2 separate regions of the Homo sapiens genome follow, and region 1 is linked to region 2. Evidence: chromatin contacts called from ENCODE Hi-C data. All regions are on one chromosome and are shown on one strand. The core of a region is the stretch at or near the end of the contact, and the rest is flanking DNA. Distances in the headings are between cores, read along the strand shown.

The links. A loop is a pair of places that touch in the nucleus more often than their neighbours do. Pooled maps may share reads with other maps.
Region 1: a pooled map shows a loop between it and region 2 (4-fold over the local background). The contact joins two enhancer-like sites. A Hi-C loop is called at or near these places in 1 of 168 maps with a recorded cell type or tissue (natural killer cell), 1 of 37 single-sample maps with no recorded cell type and 6 of 50 pooled maps.

Annotation. Positions count from the first base shown.
Region 1 is chr11:45,100,933-45,105,090 of GRCh38, forward strand. It overlaps a transcript of PRDM11 not described here. Among named protein-coding and RNA genes, the nearest start is that of PRDM11, 44 kb to the right of the region's middle. RefSeq lists enhancers at 251-791, 792-1,330 and a silencer at 2,126-2,420. Within about 2 kb of position 2,344, at least 7 of the 41 ENCODE cell types and tissues checked have a DNase peak (open chromatin) inside an H3K27ac peak, as active enhancers do.
Region 2 is chr11:44,859,910-44,864,292 of GRCh38, forward strand. TSPAN18 (tetraspanin 18) reads left to right here. Exons shown (of 10, transcript NM_130783.5): 3 at 419-560. Among named protein-coding and RNA genes, the nearest start is that of TP53I11, 89 kb to the right of the region's middle. RefSeq lists enhancers at 1,589-2,216, 2,217-2,844, 2,945-2,994. Within about 2 kb of position 2,507, at least 12 of the 41 ENCODE cell types and tissues checked have a DNase peak (open chromatin) inside an H3K27ac peak, as active enhancers do.

The DNA of each region.
Region 1 (4,158 bases), core at 1,094-3,593, 240 kb after region 2:
GCAGAGATGGAATCTGCACCCAGGGATATCTAATCCAAATGCTGTATTCTTAACCAGCTCCAGAGTCTTCCAACAGAGGGACAAGTATTGTGGCTTTGTGTGTGTGTGTTGGAAGTGGGGGGGTGGGGATTAATAGGACTTTAGCCAGGGAAAGCAGCTTCTCCCTTTCCCCACACTTCTTGCACCCTAGTCACCTTACTGGGCTGAGAGGTGTGTCTGTTCCATGAGAGGAGAGAGCTAAGGAGAACTTCCAGTTAGGGAGGGGGTGCTGTCAGGCTGCAGAGCAGAGACTTGCCCAGTCCTCAGACCTGGGAGGTCTCCTTCAAGTGTCAAAAGAAGGTATTTGGCCGGTCATGGGCTCACGCCTGTAATCCCAACACTTTGGGAGGCCGAGGTGGGCAGATCACGAGGTCAGGAGATCGAGACCATCCTGGCCAACATGGTGAAACCCTGTCTCTACTTAAAATACAAAAATTAGCTGGGCATGGTGGTCTGCACCTGTAGTCCCAGCCACTCAGGAGGCTGAGGCAGGATAATTGCTTGAACCCAGGAGGCTGAGGTTGCAGTGAGGTGAGATTGCACTACTGCACTGCAGCCTGGGTGACAGAGCAACACTCTGTCTCAAAAAAAAAAAAAAGAAGAAGAAGAAGAAGAAGAAGAAGAAGAAGGCGTTCAGGGCTCAGAGCTAGAGGCTGAGCAGAGGAAGAAGAAGGCGTTCAGGGCTCAGAGCTGGAGGCTGAGCGGAGGAAGAAGAAGGCGTTCAGGGCTCAGAGCTGGAGGCTGAGCGGAGGAAGAAGAAGGCGTTCAGGGCTCAGAGCTGGAGGCTGAGCGGAGGAAGAAGAAGGCGTTCAGGGCTCAGAGCTGGAGGCTGAGCGGAGGAAGAAGAAGGCGTTCAGGGCTCAGAGCTGGAGGCTGAGCGGAGGAAGAAGAAGGCGTTCAGGGCTCAGAGCTGGAGGCTGAGCGGAGGAAGAAGAAGGCGTTCAGGGCTCAGAGCTGGAGGCTGAGCGGAGGAAGAAGAAGGCGTTCAGGGCTCAGAGCTGGAGGCTGAGCGGAGGAAGAAGAAGGCGTTCAGGGCTCAGAGCTGGAGGCTGAGCGGAGGAAGAAGAAGGCGTTCAGGGCTCAGAGCTGGAGGCTGAGCGGAGGAAGAAGAAGGCGTTCAGGGCTCAGAGCTGGAGGCTGAGCGGAGGAAGAAGAAGGCGTTCAGGGCTCAGAGCTGGAGGCTGAGCGGAGGAAGAAGAAGGCGTTCAGGGCTCAGAGCTGGAGGCTGAGCGGAGGAAGAAGAAGGCGTTCAGGGCTCAGAGCTGGAGGCTGAGCGGAGGAAGAAGAAGGCGTTCAGGGCTCAGAGCTGGAGGCTGAGCAGAGTCACAGGCTCTTTGCCGAAAGCCTGTGTGACCTGGGCCGATGTGTGTTTAATGATCCCCAAAGGCTCTTCCTGTCTTAGTTTCTGGAAAGCTGGCTTTCCCGGGGAGATGCTAGCTGGACACAGATGAGGAAAGACTAAAGTTCAGCCTTGCAGCACTCCCTGGGGCCGGCATGAGGGGAAGCACCCCAGCTGGGGCCCCAACACTGCCCTCTGCAATCCAGCCACTCCCAGGAAGGGAGTAGAAGAGCAATAACGTCTTCTGTGGGAGCCTCCTTCACACCGTGCCACAGCCTCCTTCCCCCATACCACCCCAGTCCATTAGGTCCAGCCCCCCTTGCACCGTGCCACAGCCTCCTTCCCCCCTGCCATCCCAGTCCATTAGGTCCAGATGACCTGTGACACACACCCTGGGCCCCCAGCCCTGTGCTGGCCGCCCTGGTGGATGCTGGAAACGCCAGGCGAGCCTCTGGCCACAGAAGGTGGTGCCTGGCCCATTGCACAGGGGCAGCCAAGGTAATCAGTTCAATGCCAGAGCAGTCAGGGAAGGCTTCCTGGGAATGGCAGCAATTGGGCTGGGCTTGCCAAGCTGATTAGTGTGAACTGGTCGACCGAGGAAGGGAGAGCAGGCCTGATGTACAGAAGAGCAGATGCAGAGAGACAGGCAGGACTGTTTACCCTGGAGGGGGAAGGCCCACTCACTGTGTGGGCAGGAAGCTGACTCAGAGTGTGATGAGAGTAACAGAGAACCCAAGTCTCTCTACTCCCAGCCCAGTGCTCATATAATCGTGAGCCCTAGCCTTGCATTTTCATTCTCTTGTCTGGTCATCACTGGACAGTTGCCTCTGCCATGTCTACTGGACAGGACTCAGGATGGTCACCAGCAGCTTTCCCCTGCATCCCTCCCCAAAGCCCAGAAACCCTGACCACCCCGCCGGGCCTGCCTCCTCCCCGGCCTTGGAGCCCAACCTGGACTCTGCAGTTGGTCCTTTGGCGCCATCTGATGGTAGACATATGAAACTACAGCAAATGGGGGGACTGGTGAAGGAGGAAAAGTTGGAGGAGGAAGAGGAGGAAGATGAGAGGGAGATGAGGAAAGAGGAAGAGGAAATAACTTGTATAGCCTATATGGATCACCATGTGCTTTGGTAGAGACAGAAAAATCTAGGCCCTACCGTTTTGCAGCTTTGTGACTTTGAGCAGTTCACAGTTCCTCCCTGAGCCTCAGTTTCCCCATCTGTAAAACCAGGAAAAATAACCCAAACTTAAGTGTTAACCTTTGGCAGGGTATTGACCAAGAGGGAGCTTGAGGGGGCCTTTGAGGGTGTCAGAAATACTTCTGTCTTGATGGTCACACGGTTTTAAAAAGTCATTGAGTTGTACACAAAGTTTGTGTACTTTACTGTATATATAATATATACATTATATGTAATACTATATATAGTATATATAATATAAACATATAATATATAACATATATATTATATATAAATTATATATATAAAAATTATACCTCAACAAGAAAGGAAGCAATAACACTAATCTACCTTTAACGGTGAAAACCAAGAGAAATCATGTAAGAAAGGGGCTTAGCTCAGGGCCTGGCACCAAGTCAGGATGCATTGAGGGCGATGGTTATCCCTGCTGTCACTCAGCACTTTCAAATATAGCTGTGCTTTATTTTGCAATGACCCTGTAAGTTGACTTACTTTTTATAGCTGAGGGATTGAGGCTTGGTGAAAACTTGCTCTAGATGATCTAATTCCGTGCCCTAGACTTTTTCGCCTGGGCATAGCCCTCAAGCTAGGATAGGCTGAGCAGGGCCCAGGGCAACAGAGCTGTGTGGACAGGCTAGCCCTCAAGGGCCACTGCACCTGGCAAAGCACAAGACCAAAATGTTGTCCACTTGTTCCCAGGAGACCTGGCTCTTCCAGGTGATGAGGCACCAGAGGAACTTCTCTCAAGAAAGCAGGCATCAGCTGGCCAGAAGGAGTAAGGGCAGAAGAAGGCAGCAGGGCAGCACAGGGCACAGGGCTGGACAGGCAGATCTGGGTCTGAATTCAGGATCCTCTGGATGAAAGGGGGCAAGCTGCTTCTCATCCATGGGGGTCGGGTTTCTCATCTGCAAAATGGGGACGAGGACACGTGCCCTTCCTGCTGCTCAAGGTTGCTGTGATAGCTGAGTGAGACCATGGAGTGAAGACTCTGGTCCTCCTACTGACCTTACAGGATGGGCAAGAGCCTCTCCATTTTGCAGATGAGGAAACTGAGGCACAGACACTTCAGACCCCACCCAGCTATGACCCATCTCCCACCTGGGACCTCAGCCCCAAGGTGACTCATGGCAGAAACACAGCCCAGGGAAGAGGAACAAAGGTTTTGGGGGGAGGTGGCCTAAAACCTGCCCAGAAACCTCAGTGCTGCAGATGACACAGAACCACCAATACGGCTAAAGGGACTGGGTGGGGCACTTTAGAAAAGCAATAGGAATATCATCCCAGCCCTGAGGTTAATTCAGATCGGGGACCCAGAGTTGGGTTCTCGATGCCTTGTGATGTCCAAGCAGCTTCCCAGGCCTCCTTCCTTCACGGAGCTCCTGGGACCATCTCCTCCTCCTGCATCCTGGACAGGGGTCATGTAATTCCACCCCATTCCCATCACGGGGCCAGTGGCCCCATGTCTTAGTCTGCTTGGGCAGCTATAACAAAAATACCATAATCTAGGTGGTTTACAAAGAGCAAACATGTATTTCTTATAGTTCTGGGAGCTGGGAAGTCCAAGATCAAGGTGCCCCAGAT
Region 2 (4,383 bases), core at 1,257-3,756:
GGAATGCATTTTCACACGAGGAAGAAACTTCTCTCCAATCTGCTTGGACTCATGGACTTGCCTTGCACTCAGACACACAAATTATGTTTTACATAAAAGCAAATCATGAAACATTTGCTGAACCTCCTCTCCCTTCTGCAAGGGGCACTGTGCTAGATGCAGGGGTTATGACGCTTATGTATTTTTACTCAGCACATGCAAACACAGGCACATGCATACCTTTGTGTCTTAGAATTATTTCCAGGCTATTTCAGTCGGATCTAGATGTTGAGTGCCCAATCCTGATGCTCACCTGCAGGCTCCTGCAGTCTTGGTTCCATCACTTCGCCTCCTGCAGGGCCAGGAGAGCCTTTCAAACAGAAAGAAGAGACCGCAGCTCGGGCAGGTAATCACGGCTGCTTCTGCTTCCCTCTCACAGGTGAGCATCTCCTGGACCACCCTCAAGCTTCAGGTGAGCTGAGCTTCTAACACTACCATCAAAGCAACTGGAACCCCTTGAATTTGATTTCTGGAGACGCGAGCATAATCCTTTTGCAGACATCTCAACGCTGGCTCTCCAGGTAACAGAGGTTAGGCTCATTCAGCAAGGGGATTTCTGCTACTTTTGTTGTTGCTGTTGTTGTTGCTAAGGGTAACCATCAGCAGGGCACCTGTCATTCTCTTTCATGCATCAGTGTCTGTCTCTCCCATCACACCAAAGGTCCGTGGGCAGGATAGTAAGGGGTGCAGATAGTGTGAGTGGATCTGAGCCAAGGTTGCTGGGGTCTCACTAGATTAGCCAAGAAGATAACCCTCGGAGGGGCCAGACAGCTGAGAAGGCTGAGGTGCAGGCTAGCCCACCAGGTTGCTGGCCCATGCCCCTCAAGCTCAACTGGGGAAGGGTGGAACTGTTGCCCAGGTAAGCAAGAACCAGTGGTGGGTCAGAAGTAAAGGTTGGCTGCAGTGGGTGGTGAGAGGGCAAAGGCTGAACTGAGGTCAGATGCTGCATCATTTGGGAGCCAACACTCAAACTGGATTAAGCAAGACAGGCCATTTATTAGCTTTTTAAAATTGGTTTCTAATATATTGGTTTCTAATAATATATATTCCAAATATATATATTCCAAATAATATATTTGGGGCCTATTTATTGGTTTCAAGGCAGGCAGGGCTGAATCCAGGGCTCAAATGATGCTGTTAGGACCGTATCTCACCACATCCGTGTCCTCTGCCTCCCTCCTTGTGAGCTTCAGTCCTCGGTAGCCACTCTCCATGTGGCCGCAGGGCAGGCACCTGCAGATCCAGACTGACGCCTTGCTCATTTCAAATCCAATGGAAGGAGAGCTTCTTTTTCCCAGGCGGTCCAACAAAAATCCCAAAGTCAAGGCTTATTGGATGGTCTTGGGTCACATGACACCTCTGCCCAATCACTGAAACCTGGAGGATAAGATATGCTGATTGGCCAGACTGGGTCAGTTGGTCGGGGGGCAGTCGGTGCGGGGGTTGGTGGGGTGCGGGTGGTGCTGAGGGAGGTGGTCGGGGCTGTGGGGACTGGTCGGTGCTGGGGTGGGGGCGGTCGGTGCTGGGCGGGGGGTCGGTGGTTGGGGGTGGTGTGGTGAGGTCGGTAGGTGTCGTGGGTTGGGGAAGTCAGCCTGAATGCATGAGAGGGGATGGACTTGCAAGGGAAAATCCAAGCATTATTTTTAGAAAAAGGAGAAAGGAATGCTGGGCAGACAAAGCAGCAGATTCTCCCTACTGGTGTCATGTTGGGAGTCGGGGGCGATGAAGCACCCAGGTGGTCGCATGTGTCCCAGTTGGGATTCTTCCTGTGATTTATGGTACCAGGGTTGGCCTCTCTCTAAGTGCCTCATTTTTAGTGAATCTAGTATCTGAAAGCCCAAATTTCACACACACACACACACACACACACACACACACACACACACAGCCCCCATGCCTCTGATGGATCTGAGAGTGGTACTTCACGTTCCAAAAAGATTGTTCCAGAAGGTCTTTCTCATAAAGAGTCCCTGCACTCTCTGATGGCCGCCCCACTATTTCAGCCACCCCAGCGCCTGGCTGCCTTGAGTAGACCTCCACTCGCCGGGAAGGCCTGTTCCTTTTTCCCCCCACCTCCACTCCTTCATGGCTGAGGGGAGTTTCTTGAGCCTCTTTAGGGTTTTTTGCGCTAAATGGGCCCCTTCCCAGAAGACCAACCGCAGCCTTGCTTATCTGAAGCCCCTTAGAGGGACAGGGGAGCAGAGGGGGACGGGCACTGGTTGAGTGGAAGCTCCGTCTCTGGGGGCACGAGGGTACACGTGGCCAGGCCAGCCTGGCAGCCCTGCTGCCCTCCGCCGCGGCAGCTCTGTCCTACATTTAGGGTGCGATGTGTGATTTCATTTGAGCAAATATTCCTCTGCAGAAAAAATACCGAAAACCACAGCTTGTGATGCTGCCTCCCAGGCAGCTGCCCCTTGCTTGGTTTTGGTCAACCACAAACCTCCTGGCCCTCCCCCAGTCTCTCTCGCTCTGTGTCTCGCCTGTGGGCTCCAAAGCTCTGACTCACCATGCAGCCAGCTCAGCGCTCAGCACCACCCTGCCTTATATGGTGAGCTCAGCACCTCTGGGTCAATGAGTGTTAATTCATTTATTCAGCCAATGGCTGTTGAGTGCCTATCATGTGCCAGGAGCTGTTTAAATGCTGGGGATTGAGGGTGAGCAAAGCCCAAAGGTCCCTGTCCTCAGGGTTCCCTGACCTCTCCTCTGGGAGATCTCCTGAGGGCAGGACCCTCCTCTGGGTGTCTTGCCCCCAACCCCTCGCCTGATGTCTCAGACAGTGCTAAACCATAACTGGGCTGGCTTGGTAGATATGTCGGTCAGTTACTTTCCACAGCATTTTGTAAAGCCCCCACCTGTGCCTGATGCAGCAGAAATAGCAGAATGACTTGGTTCTCAGCCTTTAGGACTTAGGGTGTAAGGTGCCACTTGTCATGGCCCTGGGGAGGAGGAAGGGCAGCTGTTAGAGAGATCTGTATGCAGACCTGCTCCTGGAGTGTGCACCTGTTAATAAAACGAATCATACAAGCTCCACTTCCCAGGCATTCGTCATTCATTCAGATGCACTCAACAGGCACCTCAGAGGCCAGATTTTTAAGGGAGACGATCAAAGTCAAGACATCCAAGGTAAAGAATGGGAGGGTCCAGAGCTGAAATATAAAGGAAGGCTTGGGGGTTCAGAGGCCAGAAGGAGATGTTACTGCTGCACAGTGGTGGTGTAAAATCAGGGGATGCAAGGCCTGTGAGCTGTGCCTAGATATAGGCCAGTTTCGGACGTTAGAAAGGACATTCGGGAGGAAGACACAGTGAGAGCAAAGGCCTGGCAGTGGGACCCTGAGGCTTGAAAGACTGTGCCAGGCAGGAAGCCAGATGAACTCGGTTAGCCTTCTTTCCCGCAGGCCTCCAGGCTTGGCCGTGCTGGGCCTGGGGCCATCTTGTCTTCAAGGCTGCTTTCAACTACAGCTTGGGTACGGAGTTTAGTAGCGCCTCCCTTTTCCTTTTGTCCTCTTCTTCCCTGGGAAGGGGAGTTTTGGAGGGCCCTTTCAAAGAGATGGTGCTGCACAAAGACCAAGAGTTCTTAATCCTCTCATTCCTGAGATACTTTACAGAGCTTAGGGCTCATTTTCACTTAGAGCATTGCAAGCAGCTGCCCTAGTGGCATACCCTGGGCTGGAAGTTGGGAGACTTGGGTCCCTGCTGCACTACTGATGTCCTTAGCCTCCTGGCCTATAGTTTGTCAAGCTCCTTCCGCTTGAAACATTGTATTCCATGTCAGACCTGGGTTCGGATCTGAGCTCTGCTAGCAGTACAGCCTCAGTATTCTTATAAGTAAGTTAGAGATAGTAATAGTCACTTCTCGTAAGACTGTGTGAAGATGGAAGGAAATACTTGAATGACAGAAAGTGCTTAACAGAGCACCTGCCAGGGATCAGCATTCAGTGTAGTACTGATGCTATTTGGTGTTGTTATTATTTATATTTCAATCATATTAATATAACTCTGTGGGAGTCTTCAGTGTATAGGTGCCTGTTGGTCCATGTCCCAAAAAACTTGGTGATGGGGACCGGGCACGGTGGTTCATGCCTATAATCCCAGCATTTTGGGAGGCTGAGGCGGGCGGATCTCAAGGTCAGGAGTTCGAGAGCAGCCTGGCCAACATAGTGAAACCCCGTCTCTACTAAAAATACAAAAATTAGCCGGGTGTGGTGGCATTCGCCTGTAGTCCCAGCTACTTGGGAGGCTGAGGTGGGAGAATTGCTTGAACCTGGAAGGCAGAGGTTGCAGTGAGCCAAGACCGCACCACTGCACTCCAGCCTGGGTGACTGAGTGAGACTCCGTCTCAAAAAA